Regions from separate parts of the Mus musculus genome. Here region 1 is linked to region 2. Evidence: chromatin loops called from intact Hi-C (ENCODE). Cell type or tissue: left cerebral cortex. All regions are shown on one strand. Each heading gives the region's core, and the rest is flanking DNA. Links, peaks and the distances in the headings are about the cores only.

What was found. Hi-C counts contacts between places; a loop is a spot of excess contacts. Peaks named below come from ENCODE experiments on the same cell type or tissue, not always from the same donor. Only the 100,000 strongest peaks of a DNase experiment are listed, where the experiment ranks them.
Region 1: it touches region 2 in a loop (19-fold over the local background); 2 of 42 quality-filtered maps call a loop at or near these places.

The regions. Positions count from the first base shown.
Region 1 is chr16:67,963,872-67,971,948 of GRCm38, forward strand. No RefSeq gene overlaps it. Among named protein-coding and RNA genes, the nearest start is that of Cadm2, 350 kb to the left of the region's middle. In left cerebral cortex, for the core only: no CTCF peak of the experiment used is centred there; DNase peaks (open chromatin) are centred at 4,727, 5,093 and 5,725.
Region 2 is chr16:67,620,177-67,627,302 of GRCm38, forward strand. It overlaps Cadm2 (cell adhesion molecule 2), which reads right to left and starts at 732. Exons shown (of 10, transcript NM_178721.4): 1 at 1-732. The coding sequence starts at 55. In left cerebral cortex, for the core only: a CTCF peak has its summit at 999; DNase peaks (open chromatin) are centred at 236, 804 and 1,173; H3K4me3 peaks cover 1,520 bases; H3K27ac peaks cover 1,178 bases.

The sequences.
Region 1 (8,077 bases), core at 3,533-6,032, 350 kb after region 2:
ATGGCATTATTATTTTAATCTGTTCTGGGTTGTGGAGATAGTTTTGTCTTCTTGGGGATAGTGTCATATAACAACCACATACATTAAAAGAACACTGTTTTCAGAATACTGTGGTCCTGGCCATAATCAGTATCATTCATGTATGTATATTTAGAGATATACAAAGATTTGTTTCTTTTAATGTATATATATAAATTCTATGTATACAGAGACATATATGCATATATATATTTCACTTGATATTTCATTATAAATGAACTGATTTACATAAAAAGGCACCCTAAGTTGAAATCACTATAAGTTGACAATGAATTTGTTTTCCCACACTGAATGTAATGGATTAGCCTGGCTTAGTATGCTCAATATAATGTGCATTTTTGAAAAGTATAATTCATTTTATAGACTATTTTATAATAAAGTATCAATATCTCATGTAATTGAATACTACATAAAAATTAAAAATTGGTTTTAATGGTTAAACATTTTTGTTTGTTTGTTTGTTTTGAGACAGGGTTTCTCTGTATAGCTCTGGATATCCTGGAACTCACTTTGTAGACCAGGTTAGCCTATACTCAGAAATCCACCTGCATCTGCCTCCCATGTTCTGGGATTAAAAGGGTGCTCCACTACTGCCCGGCTATGGTTAAACATATCTATCTATCTATCTATCTATCTATCTATCCATCCATCCATCCATCTATCTATCTATCTATCTATCTACCTATCTATCTATCTATCTATATGTGAATATAACATATCAAAATATGTTATAGGCAATTTTTATAAAACAACAAAGTTATTTTAAATCAAATCAAATTAAGTGTAATGTTTTATAAAGAATAAGGGTGCTTATATAAACAGCTTGTCCTACAATATGTAAATTGTCCATTTATTTATTCAACTTTTTGCTCTTGGTTCTATTATTTATTTGACTGTTTTGTTCAGCTTCTTCTGGACTTCACTTACTGATAAAATTCATGAGTCTGAAGCGAACTATTGAGTAAGATAGGAAGAATTTGCTTTAGATGGCCCAGCTCAACTGATTCTGCTTCTTCTGTACAGACTCTCACACCATAGTAAACAATTCAAATCTGTGCTGTGTTGGTAGACTCAAAAAAAAAAAAAAAGAACGAAATTCGATAAGTCTTTCTAAAGCCTCATCTCAGAACCATTATGTTGTGTTCCATATTTCATTGGCCACAACAATTATTATATGATATGCTCTTTCTAGCAGATGCTGTGATGAGCTAGACCATATGTTGTACATAGAAATAAAAGAAACAAAGAAATAGATCTGAACAGTGTGCGATGATCAGCATCATATGACTAGGATGTGTTAAACAACCTGAAATATATAGTAGAATCAAGATAGCCTGTCATCAGAGGATGCTCATAATGGATGAAGTCTTTATTCTACCTTCTTCATTTAGTGTAAGAAGGCTAACTTGGAAAGAAATTGCCCTTGAATCAGATTATTTTCTAGAACTGAGACAGCCCCTCAAGCAGTGGCTTAATATGCCATGTCTACAGATTGTAGATGTTATAAGTGAATGGCAACTTTCAACCTTGAAGGTGAGTCTGGAAAAAACTTAACTCCCAATATAGCAAATCAGAGCACCAGCCCAGATTTAGAGAAACCTGCATGATTTGTGTGTTATTGTTAAAAGCAGGTGACATCAACTTGTTTACATGTAAATTTTTACAATATTCAATGTTACCAAGAAACAACTTAGATTTATCAAATATATCTGACTTAATGATTTTCTGTGTATTAAATAAAGAGAAAAACCACCATCAAGCAGATTTTGTGGTTAAGGACAGACACAGTGCATTGGCCTACTTATTTCAAAATAAAATTACGTGATCCCTTTGCTCTTCAACATAGTTCTTCCCAGCTGTACATTCAAAATCATAAATAAAAAGTCTGAAAACTGCTAAATCGTTTTACAAAGTAATTAATGGCCTTATCTTTTTTTCAGACTAGGCAGACTAAACAAGTTGATGCATTTTACTCCTTGAAATATGATTGGTTGTCAGTCATTGATTATTGACATTTGATATTGCCTATTTCACTCAAAAGAGGAACGTAGAGAAGAGTACAAGAGAAAATTGACAGAGGTCTAGCAAGATCATTTCAACTGTCTCATGTCCTTTTGGCAGAATATTTTTATCGGTTTTAATTTCTTCAGCTGTAGACATGAAACTCCTCTTTTTTGCCTGGACATATCATTTAGCACTCTTGATGAACAAACTTTGTGGCCTATATTTTCAAAACAGTTTCAGTGTGGGGATTAGCTAATCTAGGAAACTGTTTCTGTAAAATTCTTAGTTACAAACTTATTTATCTGTTCTTTAAGGTACATTGACTTTCACCAGAGTATCATTCAGGAGTCTGAATGCTTGTATCAGCTTGCTTCTCATTTTGCAACGGTGAGCTATCAGATGGCAGATGTTCTCGACATCAGTCTATGTGCCATATGTTCTTTCAGTCCATCAGCAGAAGTAACTGTGGGTGACTCAAAGCAAGCCTGACATTGTGTGGAGAAAAGAAAATCTCATGAGAAATCTGTTCTTTACATTGAGTAATTCTTGATAACTGGTTGCTTAGGTGGAATGACCCTGACTGTGCAGTCTTTGGGGAGATGGTTTGTATTCCAAGTGATTGGTCTCGGCTGTCAGTGTGATAGTCAGTTACATGTCATGAAAAAAAAAAAAAAGCCCAAATTCACACTCTGAATCTAAGCACTGTGTCACCAACATCAGGAACTGTGGCCCAGACATGACAAATGCTGATAAAAGAGAGAGATTTTCCAGTTATCTGGACACATTTATTGCTGCACAACCAATATCTAGTGTGGCAATCATTGAGTAGGATTTCAGTGTGTGCATCAGTACTGGTGTTGGTATATCAGGAAAATTTAGCTGCCTGAATTGGAAAGTCAAACAAGTTTTTAAACAAATCATTAATCAATGAAGAATTAATCTTAGTTATTAATTTTAATATATAGATAGTAATGTCAAGCAATTGGTAATTGTTTAAGATAAAGAAGTGTCAAATATTGGATTATTATCTAAAATTATAACTGATAATTTATGAGATACATGAAATTCATCAACATTGTTATCAGTGAATAGTAATTTAATACCTTCAGGTTGGTTCAAATATTTTCATTAGCAAAATTATAATGGGTTCTGGTGAATTGTTTGGGAGAATTTTTCAGTCAATTCTGAAAGAGAATCTTCAAGCTATTCTTGAATGAGATAGCAGAACTTCTTTTCCTTCTTTGTTCTAGCAATAATAAAAGTTTGTAAAAAAAAAAGTGGATAGCAATACATTTTATGTGGTAATGTTCTAAAAAATGTTTACTCAGAGGGAAAAAAATCAAATTGGACCCAAAAAATCAAGACATGAATATAATATGAAGAGCTGGATTGCATTTTCACATGAGTTCTAATACCAAGGAACACAAAGCCCGTTCATTGCTATGTAAAATCATGTCAGAGAGGCCGCTCTCCCCTGTCACAGTGAATGTTTGAGAATTTACCAGCATTATTAATAAACTATTGAAATCTGTCTTCTCTATTAAATTTTTACAGCTCAAACATTGACTCAGTTTGAGTGTTGATTATGGAAAATACAGAAACAATAGAAAACATGATAATTTAACACGTGGTGTGTTGCAGGATTTTCTCTGTCCAATCACATTAGGGCAGTGGGAGGCTTGTGACTGAACGGGAGAAGGGAGGCAGAGCAAGGAGTTGAGGAGAGAGAGAGAGGTTTGAGGAGAGGGAGAACCAGAATGGAGACTGACCAATTATCAAAAGGTTAGAATAATTGGATTAAAGCTTTATCATTATCATTTTTTTTCTGAAATTATTTTATTGGCATCTTGGGGTGTCAGGGAGGTGGCCTAGTGGGAGCCATGTGGCCTATCAGTGCTGGTGAGTTGGTGGCCAAGCGACCAAACAAGTGAGATCATTGGCACAGGTGCTCGCTCTACATATTTCCCGCAACACTTGGTGGAATTCTTTACTGGATCAAGACAGTAGGTAGATTTATCTTACATTGATCAGTACTGCATTGTAACATAGAAAAGATTATCTCATGGTTTAAAAAGGAGTCTTTGACGCATATGAGGTGTTTGATATGTTTAGTTTAAGAAAAAGATTTTTAAAAATCTACTACATGCCTTAAATACTTCTGAATTGTACATTAAGAGTGAAAACCTCTTGCATAAATGCTAGATAACGTAAGAAATCAAATTCCCAAACCATTCTTGCCCTCTCTAAGCTTCATTTGTCACATTCAATTGTGTCAATGTCTTACCCGAAAATGAATGTTTCCTTGGGAGACTTTGCAAATTTGAATCACACATCTACTAATATCATTAAGGTTTTCATTAAGAAATATGACTCTTTTCATCTTAAGGCAAAGAACCCAAATGAAGCATGCAGAGAAGACCATTGATTCCATGTGTAAATTCTAATGTATAAGCCTTTTCTTGCATTCCAACAGTTACGTTGGCTACCTCCAGATGGCCGCTTCCTTATGGCCTGTTCTTAGATGATTCACATGGATACAGAAAAGTCAAGAAAAGAGACTCAACATATATGATTGTGACCTGTGAGGATAAGGGCAGCCTCCACATGAGACTCAAGCTATAGTTGACGGCTCTTCCCCTGACACAGAATCATGCCATTTTCTCCCAACCAACTCCAGAATAAAGCAACAGATTTTAAAGGTTGGAACTCGGGAAATCACAGGTGGCACCACCTACTGTAAATCCTTTCTGTTCTACTTAGCTCTGTAACAGCTGTTGGTCTTTTCACAGTCTGTTAAAAGCAAAACAAGGAATAGAACGCAGGCTATTGACGTTGTACAACAATACCATTTGTTTTCCCCGATCGTGACAGCCAATCAACTTGAGAAGGAGTTTCCTTTTCTGTCTTTGGAGGGAAAAAAAAATTATGCGATCTTGACTGCCTATGTTGCAAACATTAAGGGTGATCAGTTGATGAATTCTGTGCAGATTTTAAATTGCATAACTACCGTTTGGCTTAATCACAATAATCTGGGAGTTTATATTATATATATTTAAAGGAATTTTAAGAATTAATGAGCATCTGCTTTACCCTGTCGAGGCATATGGAGGAGGTAGGTGAAAAGAAAAGAGAACAAACTGTTTGGAGACTAGTAATGTTGCCTTAAATGCCCCTGTTCAGTGAGGATAAAATTTCCTCTTTTTTTTCCCCCACCATAATGATTAAAATAAAAAAGACTTTCTGTTCATGGAATCTTAGGGTGCAAAAGAAGAGATGAATTTCATACCTTTTAATAGGATTGAGCCACCAAGGGAAGAAGCATACATAAAAGACTGCCCCACATAGTGGATCAAAAGGAGTCCCAATTAGGATAATTAAAGGGAGGTGACACATGTGGACTTAATTCAGGGTGTATTCAAGATCTAAGATGATTAAACTTGGTGGGTAAATGATGCAATAGGATATTTTATGCTGCAGTATTAATCATGCAGGTAAGATGTTGTGCTTCCAGTTGGTCTATTTTGAAACAGGATCCTAATTAAGCCATAATGAGAGTGGAAAGCACTCAAAAATAGCCTCTAAGGAGCAATATTTATAAAAAACAAGGCTAGTATCAATCTGTTCTGCCTGATGAGTCAGAGAATGTTAATATCATGAAAACTTATTCAGGATAAGATAAGAGCTACATAAGGCAGAGGCTGTGTTGGTAAGAACTGAGCCAAGAGTTGAGAGGCATTGACAAATACACTGGTAAATTAAAAGATATTTAAAAGGGGCAAGTCAAGCTGAGTGTTGTGGCACATGAGATTTTAATCACAACATTTGAGAGGCTGAGGCTAGAGGACGGCTCTGATTTAAATGTTACTTACCTCTAAATAGCACATGATAGGTTAGCCATGGATACACAGTAACAGCTTGTTTCAACAGGAGGGTTCAGTTAACTAGTAAAGGCCCTGTTATGCAGAGGATAATGAGGGGCTCACTTGATTCTAGCATCAGATTCAGGACTTGACATCTTAACACCTGGGACAATTCTAATAACAGAAATCATTCCTATCTATTCATCAGAACTTAGCTGGTATTGTTATTGTCCTGAAAAGAAAGCAGCATATACAAATAAAAATAAGAAGACACACCTACTGTTGTCAGAGTGGGAGTAATTACATTTCAGATGTCTAGGATCACATTAAGGTTATTTTCATTCCTATTTTCTTTAAGGATATTCAGACAACAATCAAAACAACAAGCTGGATGGAGAAAAATCCTGGAAGCCTCAACCCTACATGATGATCTATAGGCAACTGAGTGGGCAAGACAGCCTTTCCCAAAGATGACCATAGCAATTGATTGTGTGGTGCTAAGTGGTCAGCCTTGAAGACAAATACAAGTAAAAATATATGGACTAAAAAATGTATGGACTTAACAGGTCAACATATTTAATTTTGTGAATATATTTTATAGAGAGATATTTCATGGACATATGTGCATGAATTACCAATTAACAGAATGAGCCTATGGGTTTGAAGGAGAGTGGGGAGGGAAATATGGAGATTTTGGAAGGAAAAAGGAAGGGGAGAAATGTAATCAAGTTACAATCTCAAATTTAAACAAACTAAAAATTCATCACAGTTAAAATTTTAAAAGAAAGAGTTACATCCAGAGGAGAATAATAAGCTGATGTACAGAGACAGGTCCTACATATTATATAACTCAAGAATAAGAATTCCAGAGAGTTGAACTCTATAAATGTAATATATGAAACACATTGCTGTTGCGTAATAAGCCTGAAAAAGCAAAGATCACTTTCTTCATAGAAATTTTTACATTAGTTGTAAGGGCATGCTTAGAAGTCTTTAATTCAGGGTTTCAGACATCATTAAGTATTGCTTTGTAACAACAAATTATAGCTTCCTTTTGTTCCTCAAACAAGATCAAATCCAAGGCCTAGTGCATGGTATGCAGACATTAATCATTGAGCTATATTTTCATCCCTTAAGGATTTTAAAATTAATTTTATTGTTTTTTTTAATTATTTTTGTGTGTATTTGAGAGAGAGAGAGAGAGAGAGAGTGTGTGTGTGTGTGTGTGTGTGTGTGTGTGTGTGTGGTGTGCATGCAAATGTGCGTACAGATACCTCTGGAGTGTGGAGGCATCAGAATCCACTGAAGCTGGAGTTACAGGAAGTGATGAGCTGCCCATCACGCTGCTGCTCCTTTGTAAGAATAATAAGAACAATAGCATTGCTTAAGAACTGAACCCTAAGTACAGCCATAGCACTGGGTATTCTGCAGGAACAGTATATGCTTTGATGCCTCTGGGTCATTGCCATGGCCCCAACAATTTTATGGCTTCTTTAACATCAAATAAAAAGTAAAATTACAAACCTACCTCCAACATCTACCTGGAAATGCAAACTGCCATTTTGCCAAGAATTTGCCAATTCTATAGAGTGATATTACAATATTACACCTAAATTCATCTTTGACTTGATGTTTACAATTTTTTCTTCGGGTTTGAAATTTGACTATCTGCAATGCGTCTACATATAGAATTATTTGGGTTTACTTCTTTAACTTCATGTTGCCTATGCCATCTTTCATCACAAATGTGGGACAAGTACTATTATTTGAAATAACTAATCTTTCTCTTTTTCCTCTTTATCATTGTAAATGTTAGGTTGGCTTCCTAATACCTTGTAATTCCCATATCATTTTTCTTTTCCCCCATACCTTCTTCCTCTATCCAGATTATTTCATGTAAATATACCTTTTAATCACAAGATATAGTTGTCTCAGAGGCTTACTGCTGAATAAGCTCACACTTTCCTTATTCGTTCTGATCTGTGTCTGGCTTGTTTAATTCAATTCTGGCTCAATCTCCTTTCCAAGCTGACTGATTCTATCTGGATTCTCTCAGTTTCTCACTGAGTTGCTCTGCTTGACCTCAAACTAACTCTGGCAATTTGTTTTAATCTTCTGGCTCCTTATTCTCTGGCTTCAACTTCCAATGCTGCCTCTATTGAATTGTGTGAACT
Region 2 (7,126 bases), core at 1-2,500:
ACAGGAGCCCGCAGACACTGTAGAAGCGGAGAACCGCGCTGCGTTTCCAAATCATGGTCCCTTCTTTTAAGGGTCTGGGGAAGGATCGAGGGGGCAAGGAGATGCTGGTTGAGCGAACCACACAGTGCAAGGGCTCCGCTGGTGTCGTCCCCCCGGCTCCCGCCGGACCCACGGTACCGCCGCTGCTGTGTTCGAACCCGCGCGGAAGCTGGTTGCCGGCAGCAAAAGCGGCAGTGGCAGAGCACCCGCAGAATGGGGTTTCGGTGGGCTAAATAGTTTCTTCTCCTTCTGCTGCTGGTGGTGCAGCCCCGACAACCGATCTGCCCGGCACCGGTTTGGACCTTGCCTTCCTTTCGGAGCTCGAGGCAAGTCCCAGAGCCCGCCCGGAGGTTGCTCAGGCAGGTGATGCGGAGATGCCGGGGTGTCGGGGAAGGTGCAGGCGAGGGCTGCAAGGAGTGGGTAGGTCACGGAAGGGAGGGGTGGGGGACAGGGGCAGCAAGCTGGCAGCACCGCCGCTCGCGCTCGGGTGTCAGAGTCCTGGGAGAAGAGGTGGGCAGCAGTGGTAGCAGCGCTTGGTAGCGGTGGCAGCAGCGGCGGCGGCGGCTCCCGGATGCTCCGGCTGCAGCAGCAGCAGTGGCGGCGGCGGCGGCGGCGGCGGCGGCGGCGGCGACGGAGGCGGCGGCGGCGGCAGCGGCGGCAGCAGCAGCTCTAGCGAGCACCAGACACAAGGGCAAGCTCAGCGCCGCGAAGGCCCCGCCCCTACCCTGGCCAGGGATAGGCTCCACCCCCTGACCAATAGGAACACACCCACCCACCACACCGGGCCAATGACAGAGAAGGGTGGGAGGAGACAAGCGCCGGGAAAAACAAACAGGCTTCTCAAGGACCCTTCGGGCAGGAAGCTCTGAAGCCCCCTTTCACGCACTCAGGACTGGTGTCACCTCCTTAAAGGTGGCCACGTGCTAACTTGCAGGGAAGACAGCCCTGTTCATGAACAGGTGCTGAGCCCTGGAGAAGAATTCAGCCAATCGCCACCGCGAGGGGGCGGGGTTAGCTGGATCTTCCCCCCCCCCCCCCACCACCACCACACACCCCCAGCACCATCCCATCCCACACCCCTAGGTTCTGGAATCCGATGTGCCTGGGCACGGTCCTGGGTGCGAAGTTCTTCTGAGCATTTGGACTCCTAGAGCAGATGGTGGCTTCACCTGCCCACTCACCAGCTGCAGTAGCAATCTTCAATGCTCCCAGCCGCAAAAGGGAGAGATTACAGAGGGCGTGGGAGAGGCTAAGTATAGGGCGCTGAACACCTACCTGCCTGCAAGAACTTGGGGAAGCAGAGATTTAGAAGTAAAGGAAAAAAATCACTTTGTTGTTGTTGTTGTTGTTTTTTCTTCAAAAAGTTTACGTATACCACGTCCACTTCTCCACATAGCTCTGGGAGTGACTGTATAGGGACTGAGATCCGGTTCAAATCCCATAGCTGTCTCTTTGGTTTCATAATGCTTTTGTGGTGGTATTTCTGAAGCCTTCTCAACTGAAAAAGATGATAGTAATAGTTCTCTTACCATGTAAAGAGCAAACATGTAACTGGGGCCCGATAGTTTGTCTGCTTTGCGAAGAATAGTGTAGCTGTGAAGAGGATTTTTCCTAATTAAAAATAACAGGGAATCTTATAAAATTTCTTTTAAAATGCCAACAATACTCCTAAGAAGAAAGAAGAGGAAATGTGTTTCATTCGAGGGTGTGACATAAAGTGGTCAGGAAGAATCACTTAATACAAACCACGAGCTTTAGAAGTCCAGCTTTAAATGAGCAAGACAAATTATTCACAAGTTTTTCTAACCGAGATTAATTCGTAGTTTTTTCTCCCTATGACCAGTTTTTAATTGGACCAAATTAGCAGATGATGGAAGAGTTCTGGTGTGTTGAATCAGTCACAACGTAAATAGGTCGGCTTTGTTAGATAACACACAATAGAAGCTTGCAACCAAAAAGGACTGAGGCAAAGATGAGAGGAGAGACCTATAGGGATGCCCTTTGCCCTTTCTCAAGACTGCTGCTTCCTTTGCGGCAACTTTTTATGAGCAACCCTTAAAGCCTTTTAGGTAATGACCCATTCATATCTCTACTCAACTTTCTCCATAGGTTCTCAAAATTAAGGTGTGTCATTTCAGTAATAAAATTGCAAGTAGGGTCTGAAAGGAGGAGGACGGGGGAATAATTTTATTACTGCTGAAGGTAGTTGCCCACCATGAGTTTTAGACATTAGGGAAGACAGAAAGCCCTTGCATACTGCTATCACTTAAGCTGCAGGGAGCATCAAAAGGTGATGCCCTAATACCATAACCCTTGCTTCAGCTCTGTGTCAGGAAGACTGTAACAAATGGGAATGTCAAAAAAGGACGGTTTGATATGTCAAGGTTACTGGGTTCTAGTTTGTACCCGTTTTATGGCTGTATTACCCCGAGACCTCTCCCCTTGAATCATCCAAAGTAGACTTTGATCATTTCTAAAGTTGCAATGAGCAGAAAGGTAAAAAATAAAATAAAATAAGAAAGAACACACACACACAACTTGTCATATTTAGGACAACATCCCAGTTGTTCCAGTTGGCAGGAATATTTCAGCACTGGTGACTGACAATGTGAAACAGATTACATTTGATTCTTGTTGGAAAACACACAGGCAAGAACTGTGGTCCTAGGAACTAAGAACTGCAGAATCTCCCATGTTAAGCAGCACTCACTGGACTGGAATCTTCCTGGAAACTCAGTTTTGAAAGCATTGAACATTAGCATTATTTTGCCAGATACTCCATGGGGAATTTCAACATTCTCATCAAGTGGAAGACACTAGGCCTCCAGGGACTTAAGATATACTATTATTTTAAGGAACTTCAAAGATAAGTTTCTGAAAATAAACCGAAAACGTCACCTGTAAAGTACAGAAGCAAACTACCCAAATTAATTCGTTTTAAGAAAATATTAAAAGTTTTATTCATGAGTTGAAACTCACATGAACACCAACATCTTGGATACAGGGGGCAGGAAGTGTTTCAAGATTTAAGGTGAGAAACATCCAAATCATAAACCCTGGGAATTTGGTAATTTCATTTTTATGTCCCAAACCAGATCTGCTCCATTTTCAAAGTAGTGCACTCTTAGATGTCATTAATTTAATCCAATCAATTTTTTAAACGTATCAAACATGGGTAGCAGAGATGGCTCAGCAGTTAAGAGTACTTATTGCTTTTCTGGAGAACTAAGTTCCATTTTCAGTACTGACATGATACACAAGAGCTCAAAACTGCTTGTAACATCAATTTCAAGTGATCTGTTACACTATTCTGGCTTCTATGGGTGAAGACACATTATACAAACAAACATACAAGTCAAACCATCATATACATAAAATGTTTTAAAACTTAAAATCTATCAAATATTCAGTGTTCTTTAGAAAGTCCTCTTACATGTTATAGATTTGTGATAGCATGAATAATTTTTCCCTGAAATGCACTACAACTCTAGAATACAATTAAATATCCTCAAATATATATATATATATTCATTTTGCATGTATAGCTATTATTATCTGATATAACATCACTGTGACAGCAAATGTACAAATTAGCTGGTTCATCAGACAAATGATTAAATTTTACAAACTGCCAAAATTGACATCTTATCCATGTGTTCCTAGTTGGAAATATCTTAAATGTGAAACTACTTAGGAAAATTCCTTTTCAGAGTGAAGCTTTATATATTCTTTCATGACAAAACTACTTCAGACCTTAATGCAATATTTTTAGAACAATTAATAAACAGAAAGCAACAATTGCAAAATGGATCATTTAGTTTTTCCCTGGATTGTTTATGAAAAATTCTTAATACTCCCCTGTGATGGGTTAATGACCCTGTTCTTTTGTATTGTCTCAGGATGATATTCAGTCTCTCTTTTTTCAGTTGTACCATGGACATTATAACTCTCTTTACATAGTAATGACAACAGGAGCTACACTTGCCTGTAGTTTATAAATATTTCCAGAGAAAGAATTAGGAATTATCATGATTGTAATGTTTAGTTTTTCCTTCTGGGAACAAAGTAAATTGCTTACAAATTTAATTGTAAAAGTTATTACAAACAAACCAGAAAAAAATATTATGTAGCTTAACTTTTGTTGATGGAGAAATTTCCTGAGAGTTGATATAGGTAAAAGTTTTATGTTTTACTTTTTAAATGTTGAATGTATGTGAAATATTTAAGCATTTTAAATATACAACAATTATAGATTCCCAGGACTCAAAAGCTAAAAAATCCATGCTAAATTGACTCTCATAGCAAATTGAGTTATAGTAAATTGACCTAGAAAAAGAAATTTCATGGCCTGATGAAAATGAAGACCATTGTGGAAGAAAATTATTTCATTGAGTACTGGGAGCATTGTCTGTTGTTCTCCTTCCTCTCTGGCATGTCATATATGATGTTAGTTACCAATGTTGCAAAGTACTAAAGAATTTATGGCTATAGTGTATATATGTATATTATATATGTATATTATATATATATAAGATAGATCATAGTATACATAGTATATTGCATAGTATTAATATACAGTACACAGGAGACATATGAGAGGTGATAGCAATATTAATTTCCTGTAAATATATATTTGTATAACTTTTGTTAGTCTTTTAAAACCATTCTGTCTTCTTCTTCAAAACTGCATCTTTATTCCAAGCCATTCCAAGTGGCTTGTCACTCAAGTTTTGAAATTTTATTAAACATGATGTATAAAGGAGAAGGAAAAATATCAGTTTCGGCTACTGATAACCTTAATGATGGGCCATTTCTACTTTTGATATATATATAACTTTTGATAAATACTAAGTTACAACATAATCACTATTTTCTGTAGTCTTTCATCCTAACTTATGCAATCACAATATATAGAGAAAAAACACCCTTTGTGTTCTTTGTCAACATACAGTCTAGCTCTGCTTCAAGGTATGCATCCATACATACATTTTTATTTTATTCTTTAATCCTTTTCACAGTCCAGTATTCATCCCCCTCTTGGTTCACCTCTTGGCCACTCACAAGAGGTTGTCTTCACCCTACCACACCCCACCAGACCTCCCCACTCCCTGGGGCCTCAAGTCTCTCAAGGGCTAGGTGCATCTTCTTCCACTGAGTCCAGTCCTAGCAGTCCTCTGCTGTATATATGTTGGGGGGCTCATATCAGCTGGTGTATGCTGCTTGGTTGGTGGGTGAGTGTCTGAGAGAACTCAGAGTTCCAGGTCAGTTGAGACTGCTGGCCCTTCCATGGGGTTGTCCTCATCCTCAGCTTCTTCCAGCTTTTTCCCAATTCAACCACAGGAGTCTGGCTTCTGTCCATTGGTTGGGTTCAAATATCTGCATATGACTCTTTCAGCTGCTTGTTGGGCCTCTCAGAGGGCAGCCATGCTAGGCTCCTGTCAGCTCATCAATATGGACAATAAATTTCCCTAGACTTTTCCCAAACCAGAAAAGAAAAAACAACAAAAAATAACAACAAAAGACAACTTCACCCTAATTTATATACTAGTATATGAACCTGGAATTTAAACGCATACACTATGTAAAACAGAAGTTTTGCAAATGACCAGAGATAATCGAAAACATCCTGAAGATGACTCTCTGAACCCTTGAATTTAATTAAATTGGAACAGTCTTTATTATTTGTGTTTTTAAAAAATCTAGTAAAATTAAAATAATTTCTCCTCATTGACCTAAAGCAGTTTGATAATGGATACATAGTTTGAAAGTGAAGTTTTCTTCACTGGAACTCCTCTTATTTGACCATCTTAATGGCATCTGGGGAGATGACTCAGAGATTAGGATTGCACACAGCTCTTGCAGAAGCTTGGAGTTTGATTTCCAGCATCCATGTTATATGGCTTGCTAGTTGAACCCCAGCTCCAGATAGAGCCACGTCTCTGATCTCTGGCAACCATCAGTCAGTCACATCCATGTAATCTTGCACCTAACTATGCACATACACGGGAATACGATACAGTAAATTGCAACAAGGAACGGACCATCATGAATGCCTTCCATTTACCAAGATGGTTCATCCTTGATGTTCTCACAAGAGAGGCGTTTGCAGGTGAACCTCCCTTTCCCCTTCCCAGTGAGTAAAGATATTCCAGGTGCCTTTTCGTAGGTTGATGCGGAGTCTTTTTGAACTGGAGATTATATTTTCTAAACCACTGTTAGCCTTTGTTGGCTCTTTTCTCTTCATCCAAGCTGTAAATGTAAAACACTGTGGACTTGGTGACTGGACATAAAGCTAAAATCTAAAACAAAACTGTAATTACTCAACAGTCATAATTAAGGAGTAGGTGAATCTACACAAGACTTACTCGGTGTAAATCATGAAGTATTTGAAAATGTCATACAACGTGTTTCAATGCTCTTTTTCTCCAACTCCTCCTAGGTCTGCCCACCATTTCCTACCTGAACAAATTTGCATCCTCTTGTGCTTTCCAATTTATTTAATGGTTCTAAAATTTGTGTTATTCCCCTATTCTTGGACCTGTGTACATCATCAGAGACAACACACCTAAAGGAAATAGACTCTTCCACTGACAGTGACTATTAATTGATGATAGATTCTCAGATAAGGATAGGACTTTAGGTCCACCATGCTCTGTGCTGGATTTTACCTTCCCTGTGCATGTTCTCAAAAAAGCTGGGAGGTCTTATGTGTAACTGCTCTGCTGTGTCTGGAAAATACTCTTTCCTTGCTATCATTCACTGCTTCTGGCTTTTTTTTTTTTAATCTTTCCATCTTCTACTCCATGATGAACTCAATCTTTGTATGATGGAATGTAGCCAGATGCCCCATTTGGGCTGAGCACTGTGCAGTCATTTTAAAAGTATTTATACTTTTAAATGGTAGTGAATAACTTAGGGTGAATAATTTAATTATCTTGTTTTAAGATTTTTTCTTTATATTTATATTAGTGTTTAATAGAACTCCCATTAAAAATTTTATAGGTTAGTTCTGTGGGAAAAGCCAACTAGAACAGTAATTGTGAAACAAGCTAAGGTCTCTATATTTTCCTTCTGTTTTATGTAGTTA